Linked DNA regions of Homo sapiens: region 1 is linked to region 2. A link is an interaction called in ENCODE POLR2A ChIA-PET data of the cell type or tissue named here. Cell type or tissue: MCF 10A. All regions are shown on one strand. Each heading gives the region's core, and the rest is flanking DNA. Links, peaks and the distances in the headings are about the cores only.

What was found. Peaks named below come from ENCODE experiments on the same cell type or tissue, not always from the same donor. Only the 100,000 strongest peaks of a DNase experiment are listed, where the experiment ranks them.
Region 1: POLR2A ChIA-PET joins it to region 2 with 5 read pairs; 4 of 35 experiments call an interaction of 5 or more read pairs at or near these places.

What each region holds. Positions count from the first base shown.
Region 1 is chr12:65,828,222-65,834,490 of GRCh38, reverse strand. All of the region lies in intron 2 of HMGA2 (high mobility group AT-hook 2), which reads right to left. Among named protein-coding and RNA genes, the nearest start is that of HMGA2, 6.9 kb to the right of the region's middle. In MCF 10A, for the core only: no CTCF peak of the experiment used is centred there; no DNase peak of the experiment used is centred there.
Region 2 is chr12:65,759,143-65,771,546 of GRCh38, reverse strand. It overlaps the pseudogene RPSAP52. Among named protein-coding and RNA genes, the nearest start is that of HMGA2, 59 kb to the left of the region's middle. RefSeq lists a silencer at 5,844-6,138 and an enhancer at 9,741-10,301. In MCF 10A, for the core only: no CTCF peak of the experiment used is centred there; a DNase peak (open chromatin) is centred at 5,926.

The sequences.
Region 1 (6,269 bases), core at 17-2,516, 68 kb before region 2:
AGTGTTTATATGTGTGTCTTATTTCCCTCTTATCATCAGAATTCTAGAGTTCAGTAAAACTAGAGATAATTTCACCTAGCCCTCTCATTTAGCAAAGAAGAAAACTTCTGGATGTGTTACAATTCCCAAAGACATAGCCCCATGATATTATTTGGGAACCAGAAGTCTTGTGGGTATCAGTCGCAGAAGGCATACATTTCCAATCCCTTTATAACCTTTGGAGTGGCCCTTCAAAGGTTTCCCAAAGCGTAATTTCCAACCTGCATTTCAGGTTACTGGAGATAACAGAAATCTACCTTGTAACAAATATTTTACAGAACATTCAGCACATGGTAGTGGAAAGAGTATAAGCTTTAGAATTAAAGTGAATTCAAACCCAGGTGCTACCATTTACCAGAGTTGAATATCAGATATGTCCTGTTTACATCTTTGAATCACAGTTTTCTCATTTGTGGAATGAAGACCACAATGCCTAAATCAGAGGATTAAAGGAGCTAACATATATATAAAGTGCCTGACAAAAGCTATGGCATTTAGCACTTAGTCAAATGTAATTTCTTTTCCCTCCCCTTATTTTAAAATGCTACCCACAAATATAATACTTACCAATTTTCTTAGTTTCCAAAGTGACTTTCCAAGCATTATCTTACTTCAGTAGGGCAGGGCAGGTGTTACTTCCCGTTTTACAAATGGGAGATTAAGCAACCTGCCCATGTTCACAGGTAGTAGAACTGAGACCCAATCTGATTTCAATGCAGTGAAGTGTCTGTTCTTTGGAGAGCTATTCCCATATAAAATAAAACTGCCATTCAAAAATTTAAAAAATAAAAGATAACCTTCTAGGGTGAAAATCAAATTAGTTAAAAGTAATGTATTTCCAAGTTTCCTATAAACACATGGACAAGAGCAGAGGTTGGAAACTAAGAATAATTCAATTCTGACTTCAGGGTCAGGTTTAGGTGGCTATTAATTTTTTGCTATTACAAGTTCTCTCATCATTTTTTTTATGTACTGTGATATAGCCAGAAATCCCCCACTGCAAATCCATCAGTGCATCTGTACCAAAAAAAAAAAAAACTAGAAAAATATTTGGGTGTGATGGTGCCCTGTCTTGTTTGCATGTATCTTGATTTGCATGAAGCCCACTATCCAAAGCCTAGAAAGCACATTTTATTTCCTTCAGTTGCTATTTTTAAAAATATAAACAGTATAAATCAATGTACACTGATATCAAAATCAACTCTACGAATCAATCCCACTAAGTACTGAGGAAATTCTCATTTTACCTTTTTGATAATCCAGTTCTGTAAGTTTCCTAATTTTACATGCAACACTTTTAGCCTTGAAGAGACATTACAATTTGCTATCACAATATATTTTCCAATAGAAAATATAAGTAATTTCCATCACCCATTGTAGTTCCTGCCTATTACCCAAGTTAGCCTTTACTGTCAACTCTGGTGTCCTTATTTTGCACATGCTTATCTTCATGTATACAAACACTAAATTAAAACCAAAGCCAAATGACAGGCAAAGTTATCATTTTCAAAGTTTAAGATTCTTCTCCTCCAAATCTTCTCTCTACTTCTTTGTAATCATAAAAATCAATAGCAATGATACAAGAGATCATTGCTATTGATCACAGGAGTTACCTTCTGAGCAAACATGATCCTAGACAAAAGAGAATGCCTGCACTACTCTTCCCTAATTTAAATAGAATATGCCATTCAAAATTGCTCAGTGTATTAAAACAATATGAAATAATGCAATGCCCTAACAAATAACAGTTCTCTATTTCCCCTTTTCTCTTGGTTGGCAGAACAAAGATTCATAACTAAAACCTTCAGAATCAGTGAAATTAATTCAGTTTCCACTTTGTGCCTTCTGCTCTGTAAACTGCAGAAAGTCAACTAACAAGACAAGACATGTTTGAATGATTTAACTGACATAAAATCCTCTTCAGCACCCATCTATTCTCAAGAAAGAACTGAAATGCAATAGAATACCAATCTGGTATATTCTATCTCCTTAGCAAAATGATCTGTTGAGAACTTGAGATAAAAATGAGCCAGGAATGTAGGTCAGCCAGAGAAATGAGGAGACTTCAAGTTCAGAAGAGTTCAGAAGGATGAGAGCTTCCAGAGAAGTAGAACTATAGGTCCCTTGAAATAAAATTACTTCATAAGATAATTCAAATGTATTTCAATCTCCCATATTTGGATCATAATCTGTGATGATTAAAAGCATTACCAGATAGAATGTGCTGGTGCATTAAGTAAGGCTTTGTCTTCCCTGGCAAAGTGAAAGAAAAAAATTAGTCAATTGTTTAGGTAAGTCAGCCTAAATATCAAGATAATGGAACAACAGTTGGACTTTACTTAATTTCACCTGCTGAATTCATTTGTATCCTCAGATAGGGCCCTGAATCCGCCTGAATTCATTTGTATCCTCAGATAGGGCCCTGAATCCCACAATAAAACTTACCTGCCCATTGAAACACAGAGGAATTAAACTAAATCATAGTAGTTTAATTTAGAAACCATAGGCCAGAATTATATGATAACTTCCAAAGTTACCTTTCCTTAACTCACCAATAATAATGTCTTTGGTTTCTCCTTTTAATTAGGCCTACTATATTCTGAAGAAAATTCTGTCCTCACTCAGCATTTATGCTGAATGATTTTTCTGAAATGGTGACTAAAACTATCTTCTCTCTTTTTAAAATATCTGTGATTGGTGTGGGTAATGATTATGAAAAGCAAACCACATTTCGAGAAATGCAAATGATTAGAAGGAGCATGAAGTAGTCTTTACAGTATCTAATTAATTCAGGCCTTCTTTTTATAGCAAATCAAACATAGAGATTAAACATTTACTCTGAACACATTATTTTAACTATAACTACTTTATCTAGATATTTTCATTCTGCACTTTGCTTCCTAGATCTGTCCATTACACCTAAAGTCAAAAGGGTGGTGAACAAATATATGACATGATGAAGTAGGGTTATCTCACACCTGAGATCTTTTTTTTTTATTTTCATTTTCCTTCCAATAAAATTTAATTCAACCTCAGAAAAAAACTTCCTAAAATATGTGAATGAGAATTGGCTTAAAACTTAAAGGTGAATTTGACCTGAGACCTTCAACACTGAAGAATTAGTGACAACCCCTCCAGTATTCTGTCATGATTAAAAAAGTACAACAAAACCCTAAACTAAAGGAGATTATAACTTCTTTCTCTCTAACCATCTGGGAACTGTAAAAATGCAAAGATTTCCATCCACCACAACCAGGAAAGCAAAGCAAAGCAAAACAAAACAAAAAAGGAAGTTAAGACATAACTGGTCATAGGTGTACCTCAGACTAAAAAATAAATAAAAGGGTAAAGATATGCTCACACAGACGTATACACACATGGACAAATGAATTATTCAGGAAAACTTTAACTTCTGATTTCTTTTATTCAGGTAACTATATGAAACTGATTCAGGGACAAATTTTGAGCACTCAGATTGGAGTTCTGAGGAATGACTAGAATCATTACACAATGGTCATGCATAGTAATTAGTTTTAATGGAATATTAAGTAGATTGAAGAATAATTATCTTCTCTTCCAAAAGTTCCAAGCATAGGAAATTGTGTTCTTATAAATGTCTTTGTTTTACATATTATATAAATCAATTTTCTACTGAATATGGTTTGAAATTGAAGTGATGGCTAATTTAGTAGTCATTCACTTGGTCTTGCAACATTCTGCATGCATTGTCCAGTTTCACACTGTTAATTTTCAAATCAACAGCTTTGTTTTCAAATGTCCCAAGGCCAATTACTGAATCCAAATATAAACTTTGTAAGTCAAGAAACTCCAAGCAGCAAGAAATTTTAAGTATATAACCATCAGGATTTCAGTGTGCATTGCAGCTCCTCTAATTTTAGGCTTCTTTCTTCTCATATACTTACCAGTCTTTGCAATGTATTTTGCATTGTGATGGGTCTCAGTTTACAGGAAAACACTCACTTTGTTACTCATAGAAGACTTCTCATATCTATTCTGGTCAGTCTCACAGGGTATGTTTATCTTACATGTTATGAACAATATAACTTTTTCTAAAAAGATTTGCATTGCAAAATCCTGACGAACATATATGTTTTGTTAGAACACAATATATGCTTAATAAACAAATGTTTGAAAATCATATTTATATAGAATAGTAACATACTCAACAAATTCTGATTTGAAAGTGAAAATACCTTAAGTTTACACATGCCATGAACGATTCATCAATGTCATTCATTATTTTGCAAGGTATTCTCTTCTCCAGATGAAGCGTAATTTATAAAACTGAAGAAAAATAAGTCATGTTATGGGCAAATGTATTTATTCATTTTTATTACAAGAGGGATTTTTATAACACCATTGTAGGAAATAATTGTGTCTGAAAGAATGAAAGATTCTGGAGAAGGAATCTTTAGAAAAAAGAAAGCCTACTTCTGTTTTGGAAATTGGAATAATGTATGCATACACATGAAGAATTTTCAGAAAGATGAGCGGCGTAGGGGGGTCATTTACAAATGCCTGTCACTAGAGTCACTAAAAATAAATCAACCCTTACTTAGGAATAGATCAACTTTAAAAATTTTGCTTTAGGTGGTAAACTAGGCACTAGCTTCAGCTTCCCTTTTCTCAATACAAATTTTGTTAGTCAGTGGTAAGCTTTTTAAAATGAAGCGGAGGCGATGGGAGCGTTTCTATCTATTCATCCAAAAAACATGAAATATAGTAAAATATGGGAGACAATTCATTTTCCTTTTTAGTATTAAATTTCAAATTACTTATTTATGGTGAAATTTAAAGATTTCTTCCTAGGAGATATTATCATGATGTGTTTTTCAGAGGAATTATACCACAGCTTAAATGCGTGTCAGCTATCTAACAAGATATTCATTTGTGCATCTCCTTAGAATAAAAGTAAATTAGGTAAACTCCACACTTACACAACATAGAAAAACTCCTTGGTAAAATCAGTCCATTTTAGTTAATTTATAAATGAGATAAAATGAAACAAATGTAAAGTATTCATATTAAAAATACCAGATTATATATTGCCATTTTTAAATAACAAGGTTACTTAGAGCTATTTTAAAGTTTATTGATTAAATAAGAAACAATTAAATCTAAACTCTAAGAAGCAATTAAATTTAAATATATTAAAAATATGCTCCTCAACTCTGTTCAAAACTGTTAAAACAGACAAGAACTCAGAGTAACTTCCTAAATAACTTTATATGTACCATTAGTTGCTATGGCAGTTTACATACATTACAGTTAGTACCCACAGTCACAAAGAAAATCACACAAAACATTAATCCCCAAACGATGAGCATATAGTCCTTTCTAACAAATACTGTACATGGAGTACCCAAAACCGGTGAAAAGGTATATCCAAATTTAGTTCTGATTTTTGAAACTTTGTTCTCAATTACTACACAAACCTACAAATACAACGCAGAAACTTTTTTTTCCAATTTATTTATAAAGTCAAAAAAGTGACTGGTACTTCTCTATACATGCATTAACCCTGACATAGTTCCTCTTTGCTAGCTTAAACACAGCCAACCTGAAGTTATCTTAAACTGCAAGTTTAAACTTATTAAGATAAACACTGAATATTACACTTAACTGGGTTCCATTCTGCCCAAAAAGAGATATTAAATGAGCCAAATACTTGTTTTAAAAAGTCTCATTGTCCAATTCAGACATTTCTATGTCACTTGATGAAAAGGCATTTTGAGATTATGATATACTATACTGCAGGTTTATTGTAAAACAAACAGTATACTTTATTATCACAATTAAAGCTGCAAAATTCATGGAATTTTTCCACTATCCCACAACTAGATTTACTTCTAATTATCGTCTATTTGGCAAAGTACTTTAATAGGGGGATTTGGTTTGCAGTAGCCATGTAATAAGCACAAAGTAAATCAATCTTTATCATTTTTCAGAGGAAATTGCAAAAACTTTACCACCAGGCAAAATCTATAGTTTTGATTTGTTTTTAACTATTTACAACTGGTGCAAATATTAATTGTGTCATTTTCATCCCGCCCCCCCCGCAACCCCTTCCTTCCTCACTTCTACCCGTTTTAAGGTTCAAATTATTTGGTGGCTGTTTGTTTAAAAACAACACTGTTAAGTATCTTCATAAACTTTTTATGCTGAGCATCTGCTTACAAAAAAGGTTAACTCGCATCTAACTAATGTTA
Region 2 (12,404 bases), core at 4,666-7,165:
GTCCAACAATTCGGGATCTAGTTCTCTCCTCTGGGGTAAGTAGGCAAGGGAAGAAAAAATTCCTGCCTTAGCTTCAGACTAACCAAATGTTTTTTTCACAACCATCCTCAAATACATGTGTACGTGTGCCCACACACACACACACACGATTGTTTTAGCTATATAAATAACATATGCCATTGTCGAAAAATGGTAAGTTGACAGAAGAAGGAGAAAAATCCAAAAGTATCTATTAGGATCATGTTTGGCTGCTACAATAAGTCTACAGGAAATAACATGAAGATGGTGCAGCAGCTCCACGATGCCTTCAGGACCGACCCTCCATCCCTCCCTCCCTCCCTCCTTTCCTTCCTTCGTCTTGCTCTGTTGCCCAGGCTGGAGTGCAATGGTGTGATTTCAGCTCACTGCAACCTCCACCTCCTGGGTTCAAGAAATTCTTCTGCCTCAGCCTCCCAAGTAGCTGGGATTACAGGCTCCCACCATAATGCCCAGTTAATTTTTTTTTTTTTTTGTATTTTTGAAGAGATGGGGTTTCACCCTGTTGGCCAGGCTAGTCTCAAACTCCTGACCTTAGGTGATCTGCCTGCCTCAGCCTCCCAAAGTACTGGGATTACAGGCATGAGCCACTGTGCCCAGCCATAGGATGCAGGCTCTTTCTTTTTTTTTTTTTTCTTTTGAGACAGAGCCTCACTCTGTCTCCCAGGGAAGTGCAGTGGTGCGATCTCGATTCACTGCAACCTCTGCCTCCCAGGTTCAAGCGATTTTCCTGCCTCAGCCTCCCCAGTAGCTGGGAGTACAGGCGCCCGCCACGCCCAGCTAATTTTCTGTATTTTTAGTAAGGACAGGGTTTCACCATGTTGGCCAGGCTTGTCTCGAACTCCTGACCTCGTGATTCGCCCACCTTGGCCTCCCAAAGTGCTGGGATTACAGGTGTGAGCCACCATGCCTGGTGCTCCATTTCACCATTCTTATCATGAAAGCCTCTGCCTCACAGCTGGTGCCTCTTTGTTCACAAGATGGCTACTGCAGCTCCAGGCCTCATATCCTTCTGTGGCAGGAAGGAGAGAAGCAGTGCCCCCCTCAGTAATTGAGAGAGAAGAACAGATCACAGAATGGCATGGAGAGTTGATACATATGCTTTGAAAAAAGTGTAATAGTTTCAACTGGGTGCATAACTAGAAAAGAGAAGGTTCTCATTTTGTCAGCTGGGTGTAAAATTGGAGGAAGCCTTGGTGCTTTAACCTGGGTGACGGAACAGCACACGGGTTACTAAAAGAATGGAACAAAAAGTTTCAAAGGAACTTTCTGAGGAAAGGGTAGTGCCTTTATCAGAAAAGTTAAAGCTTTTTTTGAAACTTTTGCTTTAATTCTCATTAGCCAGCACTTTTCGCATGGTCTCCTAGCTGCAAGGAGTTCAGGAAAGCGAGTATTTTTGGCTGGGCCCCTCGCTCCTCTCAATGACATCAGAATTTTGTTGGTAAGGGCAAGGAGGAAATGACCACTGGGTAGGAGAGTTAGTGCTGCCTCTGCTTCTGGCTCAGCCTGTGTTCTGCCTCCCCTTCCCATTCCTGCGTCACCCACAACCTGTTCCATTCTCTCGGTAACCCTGTGCTGTTCTGCCACACAGGTGGGAGCACCAACGCTTCCTCCAATTTTACACCCAGCTGACAAAATGAGGACCTTTCTCATTTCTAGTTATGCATCCAGTCAAGACTATTATACTTTTTTCAAAGCATATGTATAAACTCTCCATACTATTCTGTAACCTGTTCTTTTCTCTTAATGACGTATTGTTAGTGGCTTTGACAGAAGTTAAAATCCATTGCATCTCAGCTGCACAGCATGCTTCCTTGACTCATATTTACCATATGCCATACAGTACTAGAGATGCCAGGGACAGACCCCGAACAAGACCACACAGTCTCAGCTCTCATGGAGCTGATATTCTAGTGGGAGAAGACAATGAATAAATAAATAAGTGAATACATGATACAGCAGATGGTGAGAGGCATTAAGGAGAAAAATTAAGCAGGGCAAGCGAGATAGAGCATGTTAGGAATGGGAGGAGTCTCATGTCGTATGTGCAATGGTCAAGGAAGGCTACATTGATAAGCAGAACCCCAAAGAAGAAAGAGGGCACGTTGTGTGCATTTCTTGAAATTTTCCAGGCAGGGGAAACAGCAGAGGCAAAGGGAGCATGCCTGGTACGCTAGAGGAACAGTACCAGGGCTTTTGTAACTGGATCAGGGTTAGCAGGTGAGAGTGTTCAGAGGTGAGGCAAAGAGATAGCAATGGCTGCTCCAGATATAGTCAGTGCAGCATTTTTTAATCAATTGCATTGTATTTAGTTATTTCGTTGGACATTCTATTTCTTTCCAGTTTTTCATATTTACATAGATTTTTAAAGGTTTAGGTCATTGGTGCCTACATGAAAATAAGAATCGATTAATCTAGTTTTCTGAGAGGAAATTTTAAGTACAACTCACTTCATTTTAAAATAATGAATGGTGAGGCTTCAGTGAGCTATGATCACACCACTCACTGTACTCCAGCCCAAGCAACAGAGCGGGAACCTGTCTTTAAATAAATAATAAAATAAGATAGTATACAAGTAGTGGGGTGGGCAGGGGAGCATACCAAAACTCATCTCATTTGCAAACAAAACAAATTTTAAAATATGCTTAATTATCTTAGCATGATGAGTAGAGAAAAATAGCAATAAATAGAGGAAGAAAAAGGAAAATAGGAACAACAAAGTAGAGAAACACAAGGAATAAAAGGAATAAAGTTTCCTGAAGTAAAAGTTGTTAGTTCTACCTTTTGCTGCGTAAACCCTTGCCCCCCTCACCCCCTTAAAACCATTTTGTTAAGCTCATGGTTCTATGAATCAGGAGTTCAAGGAGGACGTAGTACAGATGGCTGGTTTCTGCTTCACAATACCTGAGGCTTCAGTTGAGGTGATTTGGACGGTAGGAAATAACGGGGCCAGATCAACTGGGGCCATATAGCTGGGCTCTCTGTTCTGGATATTGTCTGGGTTCTTTTGTTCCCCTTCATATGGCATCTTCTGGGGCTGGAATGTCCAAGATGGCTTCTTTATTTACTTGTCTGGAATCCATACTAGGATCCAGGGTGGCTAGAAGAGCTTTCTCCCTACTCTCCCCCTAGCTCTCCTCCCCACCCCCACCACCACCCACTTCACTCTCTCCAGATGACTAGCTTGGGCTTCCACACAGCATGGGAGTCTTAGGGTAGTTCAACTTGTTACACGGTGGATGGCTTTCAAGTGGCCAGGGTGGAAGTCACTGGTCCTCTGAAGAATAGGCCTGGAGTTGGTATAGCATTACTTCTGTCATACTCTCTTGCTTAGCCCAGCTTTTGCCCATGCAAGGTCCATGGCTGTGGTTCCATAGGCAGATGACAAACAAGACCAGACTCAGGGTCATTCTGGCTCACAGTCCTGAATTGTCCACCTTGAACCTCTCAGCCACATCTCCTATTTGGTTATCCATTTATTTATTTATTTTTAGACAAAGTCTCGCTCTGTCACCCAGGCTTGAGCGCAGTGGTGTGATCTCAGCTCACCGCAACCTCTGCCTCCCGGGTTCAACGATTCTCCTGCCTCAGCCTCCCAGGTAGCTGGTATTACAGGTGTCCACCAACACACCCAGCTAATTGTTGTATTTTTGGTAGAGACGGGGTTTCACCCTGTTGGCCAGGCTGGTCTCAAACTTCTGACCTCAAGTTGTCTGCCCACCATGGCCTCCCAAAGTGCTGGGAGTACAGGTGTGAGCCACTGCATCTGGCCTGGTTACCCTTTTTCAGATCTCAAAGGTACTCTTAGTCGATAACAAATTACAGACTATCTCTATAATCTTTAGAAAATACTAATTCTTTTTGTTTGTTTGTTTGTTTGCTCTTTCTTGGTGATGTGCTATTTTTTTTTTTTTTTTTTTGCTTTGCTTTTAGAGTAAGTTCATACGTGCAGCCTTGTAAATGGTAACTTGTCCAAGGTAACAGTCGCTGCCAGGAGAGTCAAAGGGAATGTTGATTGTATTTATTTTACTATCTGTGTACTTCCTGAAAGAAGGGCAGTTTGATAAAATACAGTGAAGCTGCTCTGTTTGGGGCACTTATTTGCAAGTCTGCATTAGCTAATTCCCTCCAGACTTTTGGATTCATGTCATCTGGACCCACTGTTTTGTGTATGTTCAGATTTTTCAAGTATTCCTTTACCTGCATTGACAGAGCATGTATTTGACAGAATAATATTAAAAAATATAAGATGGCAAGCAGATGGTCAGTCTTGACTGGAAAGAGATCTTGTTGAAAATGGTTTGTGAATGCAGACCATGTTTTTGTTTACAGGAATGTCCTTTTAAATATTTAGTTTGATCAGCAATGGAGGTCTTGAAAGAAAGAGCTCAATGCCTGCAAGAATATGTTAGTTGATATCCTCTACCTGAAATAATGGCTTCCTTAAAAAAAGTAAAAAAGTAAAGAAGTTTTTTATACTTCTTGCTGCCAGATGTCTGTATTGCTACCAAAATCATGGAGGTGAAAAAACCTTTTCCTGATCTCCATGCCTGATGCAGCTCTGTTTTTTCAAAGAAGAAAGGCATGGAGTTCAATCTAGTGAAAACAAGAGGAGGAAAAAGAAAAATAAAATGGAAAGACAAAGACTCATACCAAGCAGAATTTCCAAGGACCTCAAGTTTAGTTTCTTTGTGTTGGGAAAACAGGTTGGAGAGAAATCTGGGCTCTGCACTGATACTTGAAATAAGAACACTAAGAACTGTTCTTTAAATAAGAACAGTTTCTTATTTGAAGAATAGAAAGACCAATTTAAAACTCTGGGCACATTGCACAAGTTGCAAAGAGAAACTTGGTAGAATAATACTAGAGTTTTTTTCTACAAAGACTAATTTTTTTTTTCCGTGGATGCCAGTGTCCTGATAACAGAAAAGAATATAGATCAGTATTTTGGCAGTGACCCCTAGTACCTTTCATTATTCACACAGTCAATTCTAGTACCCTCTTGCCATTAATCTCTGGCTGTCACCACTGAAAACACAAGTGGAGAGGAGTTTGTCCAATGCCATTAGAATGTCAGACCCAATACCCTGCTTTCCAGTCCTTGAATCCCCATTCCAATTGCTAAGACATAGGGATAGGGTGATATCAACAGAGCAAGCCTGGAAATTGCTTATATCTATTAGCCACTATATGATGCCGAATATTTTGAAAAGGTTGAATATTTTGGGAGAGTGGACCTTCTATCTTTAAGATGCACATACACTTAACCTTCTTTGTCTCATACCAGGATACAAACCCATGTACAAAAGCACCTACCAGCCTCCAATAGCCCTATGCCATTTTGTGTCTTCAGACATCTTTCTTCTATTTCTTACAGCCTATGGTATTTTCACTCATTTTTCTACACTTACTCTTCTTCTCTCTCCCTTTCTTTTATACACAGCCAAGTTCTTTCTTTTACATTCTAGGCCATACCTCTGTTAGGAGTTATGGCTAAGCCATTTTAGTGGTTAAAATGAAATCTTGTTTTTAATGTTATCACATTGAAATGTTCAATAACTAATTCTCCAAAAAGACATCTTAAAAGATTGTTTTCCTTTACATGGAATAAAACAATTTATCATTATAAAGCTATGGGGGCTGGGAAATATGGCAGCAGCTTCATATACCTGCTTCCAGATAAGGCTGGTTTTGGCATCCGGATAAGTGGGTGTCTAATGGAGAAGGAAGATTATTTCATAAGAGATAGACCAGTGTGAAGAAAATTAGTCAAGTAGTAAGTGATTGACTACCGATTCATTAAAAAACCAATTTGCCAACAAAACAATTTTCAACATTATTGACTCACCAAGAACTTGTTGCTTTGTAGTTCTTGGCACAACCACTTGAAAAATTCCAAGCTTAAAACCATTGAGTATCTTCACACTCCCATTTATATCAGTTCATGACTCACAGTCACAGGCATACAAGCCTCTCCTTATCCATGTATAAAAATATTCCTAGTCCATACTTGTAATGCAACTCCTTTCTCTCCCTGTCAAGAAAGAAAATCTGTAAATTGTAGGAGGCAGGAAAAGCGAGAGATTGGTTTCACTTCACTAAACTATTTAAAATTCACTATACTATTTAAAAAATTCATTGAGATGGATGATATGCCTGATATCTGAATTTTTTTAAACCCAAGAAATTGTCTTCCTCCAAAGTAAGCTATATATTGAGCAGCCTTACTGAAACACACATTCCTGTTACTTTATTACTTGTCAGAACAAAATTATGAATCATTAAATGGGCAAATGAGTCATAGGGCCAATTCATCTATTGACAAATTGCTATCACCTGAAATCAACTTTGATGAATTCATCTAGAACCATTTTAAAGATTGTCTTTTAAGCAATTCTGGAATGTATGCATTTTTTCTCTCCAGAATTTTTAAGTTCATTCTTTTTTTTTTTTTTTGAGACGGAGTTTTGCTGTGTCCCCAGGCTGAAGTGCAGTGGCCAATCTCTGCTCACTGCAAGCTCCGCCTCCCGGGTTCATGCCATTCTCCTGCTTAGCCTCCCGAGTAGCTGGGACTACAGGCGCCCGCCACCATGCTCGGCTAATTTTTTTGTATTTTTAGTAGAGACGAGGTTTCACCGTGTTAGCCAGGATGGTCTCGATCTCCTGACCTCGTGATCTGCCCGCCTTGGCCTCCCAAAGTGCTGGGATTACAGGCGTGAGCCACCACGCCCAGCTCCCCCTTTTTTTTTTTATCAGTAGACATGCCAATGAGCTGATTTAAACAGTGAAGTTATTCATCAATAAATACTTATTAGGTACCTAAGATAAAATATTTTGTTAGACACTTACAGGTGAAGAAAAGAAAGGAAATACTAATGAAATAGGTGATGAAAATTCTTCTCTTTGCTGACTCAGAAGACAAAATATTCATATACTGGCTGACTTGAGAACAATTACAAAACATTCTATCAACAAGTTCACAATGGTGCCACACAGTGTGATGTGCCGACAGCTCCGACCTCCTGCTGGGTCATGCCCATAATCCATTCCCAATGTCTACACATGAAACTCATCCTTTTTCCTCAAGCATGATGTCTTTTTTTCCTTCCAAGATAAAACTTCTTTCCCATTTTCAAATCATAAGATATTCTTCTCCCCAGGCAAATCATTTTAAACCATACAGGTATTTTTACAGTTTTTGTTGTTTGACTCACATATGTCTGTTTTGATTTTAAATTCAATAGGAAAAAAATCTGAATGTAGTATATTTCCTAACATAGAAAATACTTAAAAAATACTAAGTTAATATTTTTAAAAATATATTTATGTATATACATGTGTAGATGATGATTTTAAGCAATACATCAGGGATCAGATGTCTTTAAACATCTACTTTTGAAATCCTTCTGGTATTCAGAGAAAGCTTGGCCCAAGTTAAAAGACCAGGTGACTAACCAGTCAGCCAAATAAGATCTACAGAGAATACAGGAGGCTTAAAAAAAAAAAAAAAAAGAAAAAAAAAGCCTGTCGTTTCAAAAGATGAGTTTTCTAATTTAAATGCAGCCAAAGTTCCCAAGGATGCAAAAAGAAATCCAGCCGGTGTCAGATCCCAAGGTTTTGGGCCTCTGACATTATACATAATTTTTCAGACATGCACCTTAATTACTAGGAAATACTTTAAAAAATAACCAAAACATTACAACAGGTCCTGAGGCATGGGAAGAGAGTCCAAGAACTGAGCAGCACAGTTCTCCAGGGTAGTGACCACATTTCCTCTATTGTTTCATATAGCAGTGTGCATAAGGTTGATGGGCAACAAATAAATTAATAAAACATTCATGACTGGAGGGAGTTTTCATAGAAGACACAAAAAATATTTTACAAATACTGACAAGCAAAATGGTACAATTATGTAGTTCGATTCCTTTCAAATACTCGTTGATGTCAGTATAACCAGACATGGCCCACTTCCACGTATTCAGCCTTAGCTGCCTTTAGAGACTATTCAAAATTTAACTAATGCACTGGATTCATAGTTTGCTATATTTGAGCGTCAGCATACTAAGAATTAACAAAACAGAAATGTCTGTTTTTCACATACCTATTGCACTCCAAGATTTGTTACAAGTCCACATCTGCTATCCGGGTCCTACCTCATATACTTTATTTATGAGAAAAAAAACATATATAATGCTGAATTTTTAAATCCTTGAAATGCAGAGTTGGAAGAGCCTTTAAAGATGTTCTAGTCCTGCCATCCAAGTCCAAATTCCTCCTCATTCAAGTCTAGACACAGAGATTCATAGCTGAACTGCAGCATCCATACATCTTTGGTCTGCCTAAAGCAAGGGTTGGCAAGCTGTTTCTGTAAAGGGTCAGAAAGTAAATATTTTAGACTGTGTAGACCATACAGTCTTAGTTGCAACTACTTCTGTCTGCCTTTGTAGTATAAAAACAACCACAAACAACATGTAAACAAGTGAGCGTGCCTGTGTTCCATTAAAATTCTATTTACAAAGACAGTGGGCAAAATTCAGCCAACCTCTGGTCTAAAGAATTTGCTGTCAAGCATGGAGCATCAAGATGGGTGGAAAAAATAGCCTAAATAATGCAAATAAAATACTCATGATGAATATCAGCAAAAGCTGTCCCTGGCTTTTCAGTCCAAAGGACTCAGATTTTTTAAATAAATTGAGCTTCTTACTAAATACTTTTGTTGGGCCTTATTAAGTAAAGTTCACCTTCCTCTACTCCACCCCTCTAGCCAACCCAAAGATAAAAGAGAGAAGCTGCCAGGCATGTTGGCTCATGCCTGTCATTCCTGCACTTTGGGAGGCCAAGGCGGGTGGATCACTTGAGGTCAGGAGCTCGAGACCAGCCTGGCCAACATGGTGAAACCCCATATCTACTAAAAATACAAAAATTAGCTGAGCATGGTGGTGCATGCTACTCAGGAGGCTGAGGCATGAGAATCATTGAAACCGGGAGGCACAGGTTTCAGTGAGCCGAGATCGCGCCACTGCACTCCAGCCTGGGTGAGAGTGAGACTCTGTCTCAAGACAAAAAAAAAAAAAAAAAAGAGAGAGAGAGAGAGAAGCTAACACATCCAAGCAATCATTTACATGCATTCTGGATATTCTTAAGCGTGATGTTATTTTAAAACAAAATTAAATACACTGTGGTTGATAAGAAAAGAATGTTATAACTTTGTCCTAAGTGGATGGCACCCAATCATATGCAGATAATAGAGGTGATCTATGAACACTGGATCTGGAAGTAAAGGCAGTGCTCAGCTCCACATGGAAGATCACATGGGGAAGCTGATGTTGAAATGAGGGACAGCACGGCCTATTACAAAGCCCATGAGCTGTGGCATCAGAACCATCTGGATTTGGATTGTTTCTGCAATTTAGTGATTCTGAAACACTGGATATGTTTCTTAATTTTCTTGAGCCTAGAGTACCTCATATATAAAATGGAGATAATAATATTTATTTCTCAGGATTGTTAGGAGGGCCACATCAGGTAAGTCCTGCAAAGTACCTAGCACAGTGCCTGGCACACAAGAAACACTGACATTCTATACAGAAAGAATAATGACTGCTCTGTTATAAAACTTAGCCAACTCATCACCATTTGGAAAAATCTGCAACCTGGGACAAAACAAACAAACAAACAAACAAACAAACAAAAAAACACCTAACTTTTAAGGAAATGACTTGCTTCTATATTTCCTGAGGAAAATGTCAATGCTTTCACCTTGCTAAGTAATAGTTACAATCAAGAGCTTAGAGAAAGGCATTGAACTTAGCACAGAAGTTACCTGTTTCTCTCACTTTTACCTTTCCTACAACTCTTTGGCTATTCAATGAGGTTTGGAATTAGCCAGAGTTAGCCATTTAAGTTTCCTTTCAGGTGAGAACTCATGACTCAGTAAATAGAGATTCCAGAATGTTGTATGCTAACGAGGTCTTCAAGTGATCAGCAATGAGAGGAAAGTCTTACTTGTTTTCCTTTGAAGGCAGCCCTAAGACCACCCAGGAGCTTGTGACGCTCAAGAAAGTAACAGCATGTTTATGTAGGAATGTGAGCTGCATAGAACATGGAACACCTGTACTCTGTGGCCTTCACAGACCCAATTAGCTTCTGGAAAGAATTCAGGGTAGAAATCCTTAATGGGATGCCCCAGAAAGTGCCTCAATTCTGAACACCGAAATAATTTCTCCAGCTCTGCCTGCTGTGTATAAAACATATTCACTAAAAACTACTTAGTTACCCAAGGAATACCACATAAGAATCTTTGACATTCAGAAAAGAGACTTGACTTATTTATTATGAGAACTTACAGTGTTGTTACAGGAAACCTATTCGGGGCTTAATTGGAGACTTTCAAAATCCAGAGCCATTCAAATAGAGAATTGGCTGTCCTGTTAGGTAGCAAATTCTCCATGATGGAAGTGATGATCTATCAGAGATATTGTGGAAAGTATCCCAGTAATGGAAGGAAGAAAGATTTGGCTAAATTGTTTTATTCTTGTGTATTTATTTAACAAGCATTTTTGAGCATCTAATATGATCTGGTACTTTTGAAGTTCTGGCACATTGATAAGGGTTAAGAATATAAAGGAAAACATAATGACATTTTTTCCCTTAAAGGACTTAAATATGAGATGGGAAGATAGACAGGATAGCCAATGAAGACTGTAGAGCAGAGGTGCTACCCTAAAGAAATGCAAAGGTAGAGTACCTCACCTAGCAGATAATGATCAGGGAAGGGTTCCTGGAACAGCTGACACTGAACCTCAAGGGGTTAAGTAATGTAAGTTGGTCAGATGGAAGAAGGAAGCAAGAAGCCATTCCAGGAGAAAGAAACGACATAAACAAAGGCACAAGAAGGTCACAGAGATGAAATAATGCTTCAGCCAGTTTAGAGGATGTCATTAGTGGTGGATCCCGGGGCTCTGTCATCAACCTGTCCCATTCATTTTTGTAAAAAAACTTGTGTGTACAGGGTCCCTAATGAAAACTGTGAATATGAGTCTGAGATAATACAAAACGCATTTAAATAGCAAAATCAAGACCCCAAATAGGACACAGTAGGAATTTAAGAAATAATGCTGAATCCATAACTCTTGGCAGGGTGATTAGATGGGTGCAGAAATACAGTATACGGGAGAACCGGGCAAAGAAAAGCACATGTAAAGAAAGATTTAGTAATCCGAGGTAAATAAGGCAAAGCTGTTAACATGTTAATCTTGGTGATGAGTTCGTGGATGTCTGCTATATCATTTTCTGCACGTTTAAATAGTTCATAACTTTTAAAAGCACTTGGGATTTTGGTAACTATAATACAACAATAGGATTTAGTTGCCAAAATTCAAATGCAATTTTTGGCTGGCGTAAGGGAAGTCAGAATTCAGAAGGAAAGACGTGTCCATCTCCTCTATTCCATGCTGACCTGATCCCATGTGCACAGTCTGAACAGTCCAGGACTTTATACTTAGGGGCACATGTTCAGCTCTGTTCTGAGGAGAAATACAAGTGAGTAGGGGCTCGAAACTATGTTCTATGAGAAACATTTGAAGGAATGATGGTGCTTCGTGTGGAGCTGTCTCAAGAATTCTAATCACTGTCTTCAAAACGCTTTCCTGGAGACGACACGAGACTTGCTGTATGTAGCTTTAGAGGACAGGCCTACAGTGGTATATGTCATAAGTGTGTTTAATGGACACGCATTCAATTAGATGAGCTCTGCAAAAATAATCTTATTTTTAGAGAAAAATACAAGTAAGTAGTGTGGGTGGCTCCTTCAGCCATTCTGCTTAATGAGTGTATATGTGCCCCAGAATGAGCAGGAAGCAGGAAGTATGAACTCTCCCATCTCAGGTCCATTTTGCCTCTCTTAGCATAAGTATCTCCCCAGTATGAGTGTAATTCTAGCTTTGTAAAATTCATATTTTTTTAAATGCCTCCATCACCATTATGCAAACCAACTACATTTTCTGCTTTTCAACCAAAGAAACAGTAATCAGTTCCAACATGGGCAGGAATGCTGGCTAACAACTCATAGGCTAATAATGGTTGGGTTGCTTTCCTGAGGAACTTTCAAGACCATGTTTGGCCATATTCAGTTGCTGCCTCATGTGGCTTTAGAACCAAACCTCTTGCAAAAGATACAACTTCACAATAAAACCAAATGTTAAAATTGCAGGGAGAATGGTTTTAGCTTAACCCAAGGAAGAATCCTTTAACACCTAACTTCTTTGAGAAATTAAGAGGATTCTCTCTGACATCAAAGATATTTAAACAGAAACTAGATGATAGCTTTTCTTTGCAGATGGGACTCAGGGATTTGACAAGAGAGGTTA